Regions from separate parts of the Homo sapiens genome. Here region 1 is linked to region 2. Evidence: chromatin loops called from intact Hi-C (ENCODE). Cell type or tissue: Caco-2. All regions are shown on one strand. Each heading gives the region's core, and the rest is flanking DNA. Links, peaks and the distances in the headings are about the cores only. Region 1 has its middle 61 kb from the start of LINC02191. Region 2 has its middle 18 kb from the start of ZKSCAN2.

Region 1 (8,338 bases), core at 316-8,315, 96 kb after region 2:
GTATTTGGTTTTCTATTCCTGCATTAATTCACTTAGCATAATGGCCTCCAGCAGCATCCATGTTACTGCAAATGATATTGATAGAAGCAGGAGGCAGATAAGGGAGGGCCCCGGGAGAATCTCTGACCCGCCCTACAAGTGTTTACATCAGATGCTTATGTGCAGATGAGCGAACTTGCTCAGGGCTTTCTGTGGACGTGCCCACCATGGACTGGGGGCCGGCCTGCACACTGGGAGAATGGGGTGGAGCCACTGGGGATTTGCACCTTATGCAGGAGGGAGGAGCCTGGCCTCTTCAGCTCCTGTGTGTGGTGGCCTGGTATTTAATCTGTGAGGTGGGAGCCTGTTGGCAGGACCTCTTCTTTTTTTCACTGGGAGATTTTTTTAAATAAATTCCACTCTTGACCGGGTGCAGTGGCTCACACCTATAATCCCAGCACTTCGGGAGGCCGAGGCGGGTGGATCACCTGAGGTCAGGAGTTTGAGATCAGCCTGCCCAACATGGTGAAACCTCGTCTCTACTAAAAAATACAAAAAAAAATTAGCTGGGCATGGTGGTGGGTACCTGTAATCCCAGCTACTTGGGAGGCTGAAGCAGGATAATCGCTTGAGCCCGGAAAGTGGAGGTTGCAGTGAGCCGAGATTGCGCCATTGCACTCCAACCTGGGCAACAAGAGCAAAACTCCATCTCCAAAAAAAAAAAATAATAATAATGAATAAAATAAAATAAAAATAACTTCCACTCTCCTCACCTTTCAATGTGTCTGCGTGCCTAATGTTTCCTGGTTGTGTGACAAGAACCCAGATTTTAGCTGAACTAAGGAGCAAAAGATACTGCATCAATAAGACTTCAATCTTTTTTTATGGCTGTGTAGTATTCCATAGTGTAAATGTACCACATTTTCTTTATCCAACCCATTGTTGGTAGGCACCTAGGTTGATTCCATGTCCTCGCTATTGTGAATAGTGCTGCAATGAACATACAAGTGCAGTTATCTTTTTGGTAGAATGATTTATTTTCCTTTGGGTATATACCTATAGTGTGACTGCTTGGTTGAGTGGTAATTCTATTTTTAGTTCTTTGAGAAATCTCCAGACTGGTTTCTACAGTGGTTGAACTAATTTACATTCCCACCAACAGTGTATGAGCGTTCCCTTTTCTCTGCAGTCTGGCTAGCATCTGTTATTCAAAATACTCTTTAGTGACTGCTACATCTTCCCTGCCTCATAATCACCACCCTGTTACTACACTTCTGGGGATTACTTACCAAATAACATCCCTGTAGCCAAGTCCTAGACACTGCTTTTGGGGAAACCAAAATTAAGATACTAGAAGACCTCTTGGGTGTCAAATGTTTGGAGCACTAAACATTGGTAAGTGGAAATCCAATTTATTTCTTTCTCACCTTATCTAGCTTCTCATCCAGAATTAAGGGAGTATGAATGTCAAGTTCTGATCAAGTTAAGAAAATAGGTATTAAAAGAGATTTTAATGGTACATTGAGTATAGCTTGAGGAATTAAAAAGTAGGAAAGGCATGATTTGGGGCAAAAGTATATGACAGAGGTCATCACTTTTATTTGAATTCTGTAGCAAGTGCTAGCAATAGTAGTGGTGGAACTTTGCCAACCACAGGAATTATTAAAAATTTTAAATCTTTGTCAGTTATATGAGGTTGAAAATAATGGTAGCATATTTGCTGTTTTCATTCATGTTTCTTTAATTATAGTTGGCAGAGAGCATTTTTTCCTTATATTTACTAATCACTTATTTTTTCTGTAACCTATTCTACAAATTACTTAACAAATCATTTTGATGGTAGATATTTAGATCAAGTCTCCTTTTTAACTATTTTAAGAACTGCTACAATATGCATGGGGAAAAAATCCAATCTTCCTCATAACTGGGGTACTGCAAATTGAAAGAACAATATCATTTTTGTATACCTTTTTGTCATAAACATTGAAATGTTTGGTAATACCCTATGTATACAGTTTTTGCAGGAAAATTGGCACTAAGATTGACAGTGTAAATTGGTACACTGTTTTGGAGGGCACTCGAGCAATTTCTATCAAAATTTAAAATATGCGCATCCATTATTTCAGCATTTCAAGAGAATTTGTCCTGCAAATATGCTTACATGAAGTTGCAAATATTACGCTTTATTTGGTGTGTGTGTGTGTGTGTGTGTGTGTACGTGCGCATGTGCATGTGTGCGTGCATGCATGCTAGTCTATGCATGAAGAGTAGATTAGCCAAGAAGGAGAATTAATCAAGGCTGCTGACTGACTCCTTCCTGAATTTAATCCTGAGGATGATGCAGAAGAGAGGTAGAGGCTCATGCATCCTAGAACCTAACTAAAATGATGGAAGTCGTTTGGAGAGGGAGCAAGTGGTTGATTGTCAGTGTGAAAGAGATAGAGAGGCCCAGGTGCCACAGATGGTAGATAGGCAGGGTGAGTTGAACCCTCTCTTTGCTACTTAAGCCTAATGTGAGTCTGAGGCACTTGGAGCAATAGCAAGGCAGGGCGGGAGTGCTGTGGAAGTGGTGAGCTTGTAGCTGAGTCCAAAGCTCATACTGCTTGCTGCGTGACAAGCAATCAGTTGAGAGACAAGGTGTTGGGGCAAGGGAGGCGGCTTTATTTCCGAGAGTCAGCAAGCTGAGAAGATGTTGGACTGGTGTCCTAAAAAAGCATCTTAAACTAACATGAATTTTGGGCTCCTTTTATGTGAGGGGAAGGGAAAAGAGGAGCGTGGTTGAGATCAAAAGATGACTGCTGACCACAGGTATCTGGGTGGCATTGGTCAGGTCACAATGCTCCTATAAAACATGTCTTTTTCTTTCTTTTTTTTTTTTTTAGACGGAGTTTTGCTCTTGTCACCCAGGCTGGAGTGCAATGTAGTGGCACAATCTCAGCTCACTACAACCTCCGCCTCCCAGGTTCAAGCGATTCTCCTGCTTCAACCTCCCAAGTAGCTGGGATTACAGGCGTCTGCCACCATGCCCAGCTAATTTTTGTACTTTTAGTAGAGACAGGGTTTCACCATGTTGGCCAGGCTGGTCTCAAACTCCTGACCTCAGGTGATCCACCCGGCTCAGGCTCCCAAAGTGCTGGGATTACAGGCGTGAGCTACTACGCCTGGCCAACTCCTATAAATCTTTAGTATAACATTGATACTTGTGTGTGCACCCTCCTTATCTCCTCGAGGGCTAGTTTTGGGAAGGGACTATGATCATCCTTGCTTTAAGGTTAAACTATAAACTAAATTCCTTCCATAGTTAGCTTGGCCTACATGCAGAGATAAGCACAAGCAGTTAACCTAAAAGATAACACCGTGGGGGTACGAGGTTAGGAGAAAAATGGAGTTAGTCATGCGAGGCCTCTTTTTCGCTGCTACAAGCTGATGCGGAGATCTGCAGGTTTGGCCCCTAGATAGTCCTGAAACCACCATTGTGAAACTATAACTGAGAAAATTATTACAGTGAAAGAGATCTGACCTAACCAATTCCATCTTGTTTCTAAACTCCAAGCTGTCCTTCTTCATTCCTGGGAACTTTGGGATAAATTTAGTTTATAGTTTAACTTTGAAACAAAGATGATAACAGCCCTTTCCCAAAATAAACCCCCTTCCTCCCTGAGGACTGGACTGCCTTTGCAGACTAACAAATTAGCCACAAAATTAGAAATTATGGTTTAGGAGTCATGCAGCTGGAGGGTGCAAGATTCTGACCCTGCTCAAGTTGCTCCTGGGGTGGCATCACTATTGTCAAATCTAAGATCAGTGCTTGAGATCTTTTGCAGGCCCTGCACTTGATGCATCATCTGGCACCACCTACATTGATAAACTGGCTCATCTGATCTTGTGGACCCCTCCCAGGAACTGACTCAGTACTAGAGGACAGCTTAGACTCCCTGTGACTTCATCTCCCACCCAACCAATCAGCACTCTTGGCTCACTGGCCCCTGCCCACCAAATTATCCTTAAAAACTCTGATTCCCAAATTCTTCGGGAGACTGATTTGATTAATAATGAAACTCTGGTCTCCCTCACAGGTGGCTCTGCGTAAATTACTCTTTCTCTGTTGCAATTCCTCTGTCTTGATAAATCTGTCTAGGCAGCGGGCAAAGTGAACCCTTTGGGCGGTTACAGTCCCAACAGAGGACGGTATCCCAAGGAGAACAGCACTGCCTGCAGCTTAGGAACTGGTCCATTTCCGGGGCTGGACACGGTGGCTCATGCCTGTAATCCCAGCACTTTGGGAGGCCAAGGAGGGTGAAACACCTGAGGCCAGGAGTTCAAGACCAGCCTGGCCAACATGGTGAAACCCTGTCTCTACTAAAAATACAAAAAATTAGCCGGGCGTGGTGGTGCACACCTGCAATCCCAGCTACTCAGGAGGCTGATGCAGAAGAATCGCTTGAACCTGGCAGGCGGATGTTGCAGTGAGCTGAGACCACGCCATTGCACTCTAACCCGGACAACACTGTGAGACTCTGTCTCAAAATAAATAAATAAATAAATAAATAAAAATAATAATTAAAAAATAAATAAAGAAAAAATAAAAATTCTAAGCTCCTCCACCTCCCATCCCCAACTGACTGAACAGACCCTCTCTGTGCCAAGGAGATTCCAGAGAAACCTGAAAAATGGAATTCCTGGCCATGACCCGAAGGGAGGTCAGATGTCTCCCCCTTTTGGAGTTTAGGCACAATTGACCCACATTAACGGTAAAATAGAGATCATAAGACTGACAAAACAGACTCTGTGTGGCAGTAAGACACCACATTCCAATCTGACTCTGGTATAGTGTCACATGACAGAGAGCAGGCCCTGAAGGAAATAAAAATATTTTACCCCAAATTATATTTTTTGATATATTTTGAAATGGCCCTGCAAAGCCATCTTTTGAGGGGGAAATATGCATCTCTAGAGCATCTCCTTTAATGCAGCCAGGCCTTTCATGGATCTGGGAGAGATTAACTAAGAGTATGACATCTTTTAAGGTCTGAAAAGAAACACCATCTATTCTCTCTGAAGGCTGCTTCCAATGAGGCTTCATCTACATAATAAGAACCTTGGTCTCCACAACCCACCTTAACTCAGGCTTCATTCTACAGACTTCAAGTCTTCAGAAAAAGCTTAACTCTTTCAACTAATTGCCAATCAGAAAATCTTTGAATCCACTTATGACCTGTGAGCTCTCCCAAACCCCCGCTTTGAGATGTCCTGTCTCTTTAGGCTGAACCAATGTGCACCTTCCATGTATCAATTTATAATTTCGCCTACAATTCCTGTCTTCCTAAAATGTATAAAACCAACTTGTAACTTAATCACCTTGTCTTACCAGTTGAAGGTGTCCAGGTTCTTGGTGTCTTGAACAAAGAACTGGACAAAATGCACAAACAAAGCAAGGAAAGAATGAAGAAACAAAAGCAGAGATTTATTGAAAATGAAAGTATACTCCACAGTGTAGGAGCTGGCCCAGGCATAGGGTCTCAAGAGCCCCATTACAGAATTTTCTGGGGTTTAAATATCCTGTAGAGGTTTCTATTGGTTACTTGGTGTATGCCCTCTGTAAATAAAGAGGATGAAGTAAAGTTACAAAGTCATTTACTCATTGTACGCCCTATGTAAATGAAGAAGATATTTTCTGTCATAGCTGAAGTGTTTCCATTTGATTTAGTTCTAGGAAATCAGCATGAATCTGCCTTATGTTCCCTGCCTCCAGATCCTATTCTCTCTCTCTTTGTTTCTTTTTTTTTTTTTGAGATGGAGTTTTGCACTTGTTGCCCAGGCTGGATTGCAATGGTGTGACCTTGGCTCACTGCAACCTTCACCTCCTGGGTTCAAGTGATTCTCCTGCCTCAACCTCCTGAGTAGCTGGGATTACAGGCATGTGCCATCACACCTGGCTAATTTTTTTTTGTATTTTTAGTAGAGACGAGGTTTCACCATGTTGGTCAGGCTGGTCACCAACTCCTAACCTCAGGTGATCTGTCTCAGACCCTATTCTCTTGCCTCAGGACACATTTTCCCAGGACCTCTTGAGACTGTTCTCAGGGCCACAGTCACTCACATAGGCTTGGAATAAGTGCCTAATTTACAGAGTCTGATTTCTTTCATCAACAGTACTGAAGCACATTCTGGTGAGAGAGACAATAAGCAAGTAAACAAAATAACAACACAACAACAACAAACAAAAACTTACATACTAATAAATACAATGAAGATAATAGCATGTGGTAGAGAGCAATGTGTGGGTGGAACAGGGATGCTTTATGTAGGGCAGGGGTGTCAGCATGAGGCTTTCTGAGGAGATGATGGTTGAATCAAGATCTGAATGATAAGTAGGAGTCAGCTCTGTGAAGATCTGGTGGGAATAAGGCAGGAGAATAGGGTCTGGAGACAGGGAACTTAAGGCCAATTTGTGCTAACTTTCTAAAACAGAAAACACCAACGTCTGGGGGCAGGAAATCAAAGGCCAATTAATAACAACTTCCTAAAGCTACATCAAAAGGGGAAACTCCATTTCCCCACCCCGAATAACAAAGGATCAAAGGCTACTTTCCCTACAGCTCTCCGCCTTCTGCCAGGTCTCAGATGGAAAGGGAGAATGTCTTGGATTGGCCTTGGGCCAAGCAGGGACCATCCCTTCATCTATAGGGCACCAATTCACCTCAGCTTTTAATTAGCCACAGACCAAATCCTTCATCCAGATAAGGGGTAGCTGATAAGAAACTACAATGGAATACTTAAAGACCAGAACACTTTGTAACCCGGCCCTTGAGCTGCTTGCTTGGGCCCACTCCCACCCTGTGGGGTGCTTTCTCAGTTTAATAAATTCCTGCTTTCGCTGCTTCCTTCCTGCATTTTATTCCTCTGCTACTTTTGTAGGATTTTGTTCAATATTTTGTTCAAAACGCCAAGGACTTGGACAACTCATAGTCAAGACCCTCCACCGGTAACAGGAACACATTCCAGGTAGAAGGAGAAGCATCTGCAAATGCTCTGAGGCAAGAATGACACATTCTTCTACCTTCTCTTCTGTTTTTTCCTCATTTCTAGTAAATTATTTTTTAATTTTTAAAATTTTTATTATTATTATTTTGTGAGATAGCGTCTTGCTCTGTCACCCAGACTAGAGTGCAATGGCATAATCTCGGCTCACTGAAACTTCCACCTCCTGGGTTCAAGTGATTCTACTGCCTCAGCCTCCCAAGTACCTGGGATTACAGGTGCACACCACCACACCCGGCTAATTTTTGTATTTATAGTAGAGATGGGGTTTCACCAAGTTGGTCAGGCGGGTCTCGAACTCCTGACCTCAGGGTGACCCGCCCACCTCAACCTTCCAAAGTGTTGGGATTACAGGCATGAGCCACTGGATCCAACCTTTAGTAAATTATTGAATAAATGTCTACACTGTAGCAACAATGTCCTCACAATCTTAATCCCCTGTGACCCAGTTTCTGCTCCTACAGCTTGGCTGAAACTGTTCTCCTGATGGCCACCAATGTTGTTAGCAGTGGCCAATCTGCATGGGTCGGCAGCAACCTCAGTTCTTGCCTCCTCAGAAGAAAGAATTTAACTGAAGGGCATAAAGCAGAAGGAGAGATGGAGGCAAGTTTTAGAGCAGGAGTGAAAATTTATTTGTCAATTTTTATTTTTTATGTTTTTTTATTTTTTTGACGAAGTTTTGCTCTTATTGCCCAGGCTGGAGTGCAATGGTGCAATCTTGGCTCAATGCAACCTCCACCTCCTGGGTTCAAGCAGTTCTCCTGCCTCAGCCTCCCAAGTAGCTGGAATTACAAGTGCCCACCACCACTCCCAGATAATTTTTGTATTTTTAGTAGAGATTGGGTTTCACCATGTTGACCAATCTAGTCTCGAACTCCTGACTTCAGGTGATCCACCTGCCTTGGCCTCCCAAAGTGTTGGGATAACGGGTGTGAGCCACCGCACCTGGCCTGAAAATGAATTACAAAGCTTTAGAGCAGGAATGAAAGGAGGTAAAGTACACTTGGAAGAGGGCCAAGCAGGTGACTTGAGAGAGTCAAGGGTGCACTTTGACTTTTGACTTGGGGTTTTATACATTGGCATTTGTCTGAGTTGCTACTTCTCCAGTGATTCTTCCCTCATGGTGGGCTCTCTGCATACATGGTGGCCTACCAGTGTTTGGGAGGGGACCACCGTGTGCAGCGTGTTAACTGGAGTTGTACACATGCTCACTTGAGGCATTATTCTCTTACCAGCCTGTTGTCCCTAGGAGGTCATATACTAGTTAAACTCTGCCATTTTGCCTCTTAGTGTGCATGCTTGAGCACACTCACCCAAC
Region 2 (8,338 bases), core at 223-8,222:
TTTTTTGAGACAGTTTTACTCTTGTTGCCCAGGCTGGAGTGCAGTGGCACGAGCTCAGCTCATTGCAACCTCCACCTCCTGGGTTCAAGCAATTATTCTGCCTCAGCCTCCCAAGTAGCTGGGATTACAGGTGTCCACGACCACACCTGCCTAATTTTTTTTGTATTTTTAGTAGAGACGGGGTTTCACCATGTTGGCCAGGCTGGTCTCGAACGCCTGACCTTAGGTGATCCACCTGCCTTAGCCTCCCAAAGTGATGGGATTACAGGTGTGAGCCACCACGCCCAGCCCCAAAGCTGTTCTTGTGATAGTGAGTGAGTTCTCATGAGATCTGATGGTTTAAAAGTGTAGGCCGGGTTCGGTGGCTCATGCTTGTAATCCCAGCACTTTGCGAGGCTGAGGCAGGCAGATCACTTGAGATCAGGAGTTCGAGTCCAGCCTGGCCAACATGGCAAAACCCTGTGTCTACTAAAAATACAAAAATTAATTGGGTGTGGTGGTGCACACCTATAATCCCAGCTACTTGGGAGGCTGAGGCACAAGAATCACTTGAACCTGGGAGGCGGAGATTACAGTGAGCCAAGATCACACCACTGCATGCCAACCTGGGTGACACAGCAAGACCCTGTCTCAAAAAAAAAAAAAAAGAAAAAGAAAAAGTGTGGCACTTCCCTCCTAGCTCTCTCTCTCTCCTGCCACCACGTATGATGTGCCTTGCTTCCCCTTCTCCTTCCACCATTATTGTAAGTTTCCTGAGGCTTCTCCAGCCATGTGGAACCATGAATCAGTTAAACCTCTTTTCTTTATAAATGATGTAGTCTCAGTTAGTTCCTTATAGCAGTGTGAAATGGACTAATACACTAGGTATATGTATATCTGTACTTATGTCTACATATATTGATATCACTATCAACATCTATATCTATATCGTCTTCTGTAAATGAAGTGGCAGTAAAGCCCTGAATTCCAGTCTCTCTAACATTCACATTGGTTCTCAGCCCTGGTTGCACATCAGTGTCACCTCTGAGAGCACTTACAAAATACAGATGCTTGGACACCATCCACAGAGATTCTAATCCAGTAGACTTGGGATGAAGCCCAATCATCAGAATTTTTAAAAAAATAAAATCTCCCAAGATGATATTAGCATGCCATTGAGAGCCACTAACTTAAATTTACTAAGCTTCATGTTCCCATGTAATCAGTACAAACACCCATCTCCCAGGATTACATAACACAATGTACATGAGGCTTTTTATCACAATGTGGGACCTAACCCTGTAAATGTTAGTTCCATTAATAATTAATATTCATTACTTTTTTCTTTTGAGATGGAGTCTCGCTCTGTCGCCCAGACTGGAGTGCAGTGGCACGATCTCGGCTCACTACAACCTCCACCTCCTGGGTTCAAGTGATTCTTCTGCCTCAGCCTCCTGAGTAGCTGGGATTACAGGCACCTGCCAACACGCCCGACTAATTTTTGTATTTTTAGTAGAGACGGGGTTTCACCATGTTGGCCAGGCTAGTCTCCAACTCCTGACCTCAGGTGATCCACCTGCCTCAGCTTCCCAAAGTGTTGGGATTACAGGTGTGAGCCACCGTGCCCGGCCTTTAAATTTTTTTATTGGAAAAAATTTTTTGCCCATGACACAGCCCTCAGGAAACCCTGAGAACATGTGCCCTAATTCATTTTTTTATATGAAGTAGAGGTGAAAATTCTTTTATATTTTTTCTATATGGATATCGAATGGTTCCAGCATCATTTTGTTAAAAAATTCTCTTTCTCCATTGCATTGACCTGGTACCTTTGTGAAAAATAAGTGGATTCAATATGTATGGGTCTATTCCTGTATTCTATTCTGTTCCATTGATCGGTTTGTCTATCCTTACGTTGAGTCCTTGTCTTTTAATTGGAGATTATTGATGCAGTTTGTTGACTCCTTCTGTATATCCTAATTTCTCTAATCAGGCCAAATCTTTCTCAGTAACAGCAAGGGATAAAGAAAGCAAAGAAGGCAGTGAGCTGAGTGCTGCTAAGCCAATTCAAAAAGCCGTCAGAGGAATGAGCCCTGCTTTGACTTGTGCAGGTGTTTCTTTCCACTGATCAATGGTTATCAGGTCAAAAAGCAAGGCAACACGATTAAATAATCAACATTTTCTACCTAAGTTATGACCATGCCAGTGAAAGGCAAAGTAGGGCTGCAGTAGCCAAGAATGTCCCGAGCTCCCAGCTGCAGCCCAATCCCTTGAATTTACACCCTAAGCCCATCACTCACTCTTAAACTCAGTCCACTGTTCAAAAGCCTCCAGAACAACCTCCCAGAACTTCCGCCGAGGTAGAACTGGTTGGCGCATATGCTGTTCTGACTGTAATTACTGTTTGCTCTGTTCACTTCATTTGTATGACTTTTCTAATATCATAATGATCATATCATTATCAAGAAGAGGAGACCCTTTGTAGTAATTTGCTATAACAAAGTCCTACAAACTGGGTGGCTTAAACAATATAAATGTATTTTTTCACAATTCGGGAGGCTAGAAGCCTGAGATCGAGGTATTGGCAGGGCTGATTCTGAGGTCTCCTTGACTTGTAGATGGCCGTCTCCTCCCTGGGTCTTTATCTGGGCTTTTCCTTGGACATGTCTGTGGTTAAAGTGATGAAAACTCATGGCTTGTTATCTTGGATTTGTTGCTTAAAATTTGTGTGATGTTGAGCAAGTCGTCTACACTCTTTGCACTTCAGTTGTACCAAAGTGGGTTGGAAGGTTCTTATTTATTTATTTATTTTTTAGATGGAGTCTCACTCTGTTGTCCAGGCGGGAGTGCAGTGGTGTGATCTTGGCTCACTGCAACTTCCGCCTTCCGGATTCAAGCCATTCTCCTGCCTCAGCCTCCTGAGTAGCTGGGACTACAGGTGTCTGCCACCATGCCTGGCTAATTTTTGTATTTTTAGTATCCACCTGCCTTGGCCTCCAAATGTATTGGGATTACAGGCATGAGCCATCATTTCCGGCCATATTTTATTTTTTTAAGAGGTAGGGTCTTGCTCTATCGCCCAGGCCAGAATACAGTGATGCAATCATAGCTCACTGCAGACTCAATGGTTAAGCAATCCTCCAGCCTCATCCTCTTGAGTAGCTGGGACTACAGCTGTGTGCTTCCATGCCCAGCCAATTAAATTTTTTTGTTGTTGTTGAGATGAGGGACTCACTATATTTCCCAGGCTGGTCTCAAGCTCCTGGCCTCAAGCGATCCTCCAACCTTGGCCTCCCAAAGTGTTGGGGTTACAGGTGTGAGCCACCGCACCCAGCTGAGTTGGAAGGTTCTGACTGTCATCCTGGTTTTACCATGCACTGGCTAATGAGACTAAATGCAAGTTCTACAAGTTTCCAAAGTCTCAGTTCTCTCATCTGCAAAAAGGGCTAACAATGCCCACACAGCTCACCTCACAGGCATTTGCAGAGCATCACATGAACAAGTTGGTGAATATTTTAGATCTTTAAACAGTTTTGCCTTTTCCAGGAGGTCATATAGTTGGAATCATACAGTATGCAGCCTTTTCAGATTTTCAGGCAAAACCATGGAGACAACAAAAAGGTTAGTGATTGCCAGGGTTTAGGGGTGGGTGGGTAGGGATGAATAGGCAGAACACAGAGGGTTTTAGGGCAGTGAAAATACTCTGTGTGATACTGTAATGGTGGATACATGGCATTATACATTTGTCCAGACCCACGGAATATGCAATGTCAAGTGTGAACCCTAATGTAAATTAGGGACTTTGGTGATAATGACGCATCAGTACTGGTAGGTGCCTCAGTTGCAACAACTGTACCACTCTGGTGGGGGATGTCGATCATGGGGGAGGCTGTGCATGTGTAGGGAAGGGGGTGAATGGGAATTCTCTCTGCCTTCCTCACAATGTTGCTATGACCCTAAAACTGTTTTTAAAAAAATCTTAAAAAAATAAAAAATAAGGCCGGGTGTGGTGGCTCATGCCTGTAATCCCAGCACTTTGGGAGGCTGAGGCAGGTGGATCACGAGGTCAGACGTTCGAGACCAGCCTGGCCAACATAGTGAAACTCTGTTTCTACTAAAAATAGAAAAAAATTAGCTGGTCATGGTGGTGGGCACCTGTAATCCCAGCTACTCAGGAGGCTGAGGCAGGAGAATTGCTTGAACCTGTGAGGTGGAGGTTGCAGTGAGCTGAGATTGTGCCACTGCACTCCAGCCCGGGCGACAGAGTGAGACTCCATCTCAAAAAAATAAAAATAAAAAAATATAGGCCTGGGCTGGTGGTTCATTACTGTAATCTCAGCACTTTGGGAGGCTGAGGCGGGAGGATCCCTTGAGCCCAGGAGTTCAAGACCAGCCTGGGCAATATAGTGAGACCCTGTCTACAAAAAATCAAAAAATTAGGCAGGCAGGGTGGTGTGCACCTGTAGTCCCAGCTACCTGGAAAGTTAAAGCAGGAGGATCGCTTGAGCCTGGGAGTTTGAGGCTGCAGTGAGCTATGATCACGCCACTGCACTCTGGCCTGAGTGAGATAGCAAGACCCGTAAGGCAAGGCAGGGCAGGGCAGGGCAGGGCAGGGCAGGGCAGGGCAGGGCAGGGCAAGGCAAGGCAAAAGACAAGACAAAAAAGAAAGAAGAAAGAAAAGAAAGAGATAATGTAATATTTGGATAGAAATGAATGACGAAGATTTGGGAGATATCCTTTCCTCTTATATTGTTTTTTAAGAGCTTCTGGAAATAGTCAAACTTATTGGCAAGGAAGACGGGGTGTCCTGATAACTGATTATCTGTTTTCTACCAGGACAGCGTTTGCTTCTTCAGGTGATAATGGTGGCTGTTAATCCAAAAGTGAACAGCAGAGGGCAGTTTGTGCCCAAAAATGACATCACTCTTGCTGTCTCCAGCAAGCTCTGTGAATATGGGGCCAGGGATTATAATAAAATTCATGTAGAGTCCACTAATACTGCAATCCACGGGTGCAGCTCAGGATTGCTATTTGTTTTTGACACACACACACACACACACACACACACACACACACGTATATATATATTTTTGAGACAGAGTCTCCCTCTGACACCCAGGCTAGAGTGCAACGGCGCGATCTCAGCTCACTGCAACCTCTGCTTCCCGGGTTCAGGCGATTCTACTGCCTCAGCCTCCTGAATAGCTGGGATTACAGATGCCCGCCACCATGCCTGGCTAATTTTTGTACTTTTAGTAGAGACGGGGTTTCACTATGTTGCCCAGGCTGGTCTCGAACTCCTGACCTCAGGTGATCCACCCACCTGGGCCTCCCAAAGTGCTGGTATCACAGGCGTGAGTCACTGTGCCCAGCCTGTTTTTGATCTGTATATGTTTTTTAAAATTATCAACCACACGCGTCGTTAAAATATTAAATCTACACAAGAATTTACAAAAGATTCCTTAGAGTCACCACACGACCCTACGCAATCAGGCCCCCCTTTTACTTCTCTGTCTTTGAATCCTATACACTTGTTGGCCCCAGCGCATCCTCAGAAACTGTTCTCGCTGTTCCCTTGCCCTGGAAGACTCCTCCCCAGATATCAATGAGGCTCATTCCCTTACCTGCTTCAGATCTTCACTTGATCATCTCCTTATAGAGGTTTTATCTGGTCTTCTCATTTACTATTACAGCCCCTCTCAACACTCTACACCCTCATTTGAAAAGTTCCTGGATCATAGGGTTATACATAGTGTTATTCTTTTTCTCCAGAGCACTCATCACTCTTGCTCAATCTGTTACACTTAGTAATTAAAAAAAAAAAAATTCTGTGGTTGGGCATGGTGGCTCATGCCTGTCATTCCAGCACTTTGGGAGGTGGAGGTGGGAGGATTATTTGAGCACAGGAGTTGGAGACCAGCCTGGGCAACATAGCAAGACCTCATCTCTACCACAAACAAATAAAAAATCAGCTGGGCACAGTGGAGTGGGCCTGCACTTCCAGCTACTCAGGAGGCTGAGCTGGGAAAATCACCTGAGCCTGGGAGGTGGGGGCTGCAGTGAGCTATGATTGTGCCATTGCACTCCAGCCTGGGTGACAATGCAAGACCCTATCTCAAAAAAACAAAATAACATTCTGTCTCTTACCTCTAGAATGTAAGCTTCATGAGGGCAGAAACTTTTTTTTATTTTTATTTTTTTCATTTTATTTCATCAGTGCCTAGACAATCCTAGCATGTAATAATAGGCTTAATAAATATTTGTCAAATGAAGCTACAACACAGCTCTGCTTATGAAAGATGCTGACCTTTATGAGAATGTGATAAAATGAATTGGCATCTTTTACTACCTCATGCATAATTCTGGGATTTGGCAATTAGGGGTGGGCTCAGGTGGTTGGCTTTTCTGTTCTAGACCAGGCTTAGCTGATCTTAACTGGGCATGCTCAAGCTTCTAAGGTCAGCTGAGGCACCTCAGTTTTCCTCCACGTGGCCTCTCATTCTATAGCAGGCTGGCTTGGGCTCATTCACATGGTGGCCTCAGGCTTCCAAGCACAGCAAGGGAGGCAATTCCAATGTACAAGCCCCCGTTTGCATTATATTTCCCATTCTCTCCTTGGCCTAAGCAAGGCCCATGACTAACCCAGATTCATGGAGGTAGGAGCTGCTAAGTAACATTGCAAACAGGAGTGCATACAAAGATGAGAAGAATTAGGGGGTATTTTTGCAACCCACCATCATAAGTATGATTCAGTTGCCCTTGGAAAAATAGAATAAAATCCCACCAAGAACATATTCAGTTGCCTGTTTCTTTGCTGTATTATGCACTGTGTATTATTACATTTAACAAAACTTCACTAATCAGATAGATGAAAAATAGTGTCTTATTTGCTCAGAGAACTTGAAAGACATCAGTGTAGCTGGTAAGAAGTAGAGCTTGACCTCAAAATGCAGGTTCTTGCTTATACACTGTTGTTGGGAATGTAAACTAGTTCAGCCACTGTAGAAAGTAGCTTGGAGATTTCTCAAAGAACTTAAAACAGAACTACCATTTGACTCAGCAATCCATTACTGGGTATGTATCCAAAAGAAAATAAATCATTCTACCAAAAAGGCACATGGACTGAAATGTTGATTGCAGCGCTATCCACAATAGCAAAGACATGGAATCAACCTAGGTGCCCATCAGTGGTGGATTGGATAAATAAGTTATGGTGTATATACACCATGGAATACTACACAGCCATAAAAAAATAACCCAATCATTTCGTTTGCGGCAACATGGATACTGCTGGAGGCCATTATCCTAAGCGAATTAATGCAGGAATAGAAAACCAAAGACTACATATTCTCACCTATAAGTGGAAGCTAAACGTTGGGTACTCATGGACATAAAGATGAGAACAACAGACACTGGGGGTACTATAGTGGGGAGGAAGAGATGAGGGGAGGGGTTGAAAAACTAGCTATTGAGTACTATGCTCACTACCTGGGTGATGGGATCAAGCATACCCCAACCCTCAGCATCATGCAATGTACTCATGTAACAAGGCTGCAAATGTAGCCCCTGAAACTAAAATAAAAGGTGAAATTATTTTAAAAATATTGCAAATTCTCACTTGGCTTGCCATGCTTTCTCACTGTAGGCAGGGCATCAAGACCTGTCCTTGACTCCAGGCTGCGTCCTGTGACTTGCTTCGGCCAATATGGTATTCACAGATGTGATGCAAGCAGAAGCTTGAAATAGGCTTGCGCGCTGGCGCTTGCTGTCTCTTGTCCCTCTGCCATCACCATGAGAACATGCCCAGACTAGTGTGCTGGAGCATGAGAGACACGAGGAGAGCTGAAGCAGCCCAGCCACCCTGCAGAGGCCAGTCCAGGTGCCTGGATAGCCAGCTGACACCTGGACACGAGAGCAAGCCAGCCAGGATCAGCAGAGCCACCTGGCTGACCATCAGCTGCCCCAAGATCTGTGCATTGATTGCTTTCATCTCACTGGTCTCCCCAGAGGACCTGTGAGTTTAGAGCAGAGAAATGGCATCCCACAACTCTTAGATGATGGAGGAGCCTAATTCAATCCCAGCATCCTCAGGCCCTGGGGACTCCCTGTTGTTGTGCTTGGACCTATGAATTTGGACACGCTCCTGGGACATCCTTTATAAAACTATTAACCCTTTCCTGATCTCCTGTAGTTTCCTTAGCTGGAGTGTTCTGATGGTGCAGAGGCTGTTGGGCTGGGTTAGAAAAATCTTAATAATTATCAACACTCTGGCCAGAGTCAGACCCCGACATCTGATGGAAAGGGTCACGAATGGCAGAAAAGGAAGCTGGCTGAATTTGCCCAGAGCCTGCCTGAGATGATG

Evidence for each region. Peaks named below come from ENCODE experiments on the same cell type or tissue, not always from the same donor. Only the 100,000 strongest peaks of a DNase experiment are listed, where the experiment ranks them.
Region 1: it touches region 2 in a loop (2.7-fold over the local background); 2 of 110 quality-filtered maps call a loop at or near these places.

What each region holds. Positions count from the first base shown.
Region 1 is chr16:25,368,168-25,376,505 of GRCh38, forward strand. No RefSeq gene overlaps it. Among named protein-coding and RNA genes, the nearest start is that of LINC02191, 61 kb to the right of the region's middle. In Caco-2, for the core only: no CTCF peak of the experiment used is centred there; a DNase peak (open chromatin) is centred at 3,334.
Region 2 is chr16:25,271,952-25,280,289 of GRCh38, forward strand. No RefSeq gene overlaps it. Among named protein-coding and RNA genes, the nearest start is that of ZKSCAN2, 18 kb to the left of the region's middle. In Caco-2, for the core only: a CTCF peak has its summit at 4,877 (motif pointing right); a DNase peak (open chromatin) is centred at 4,890.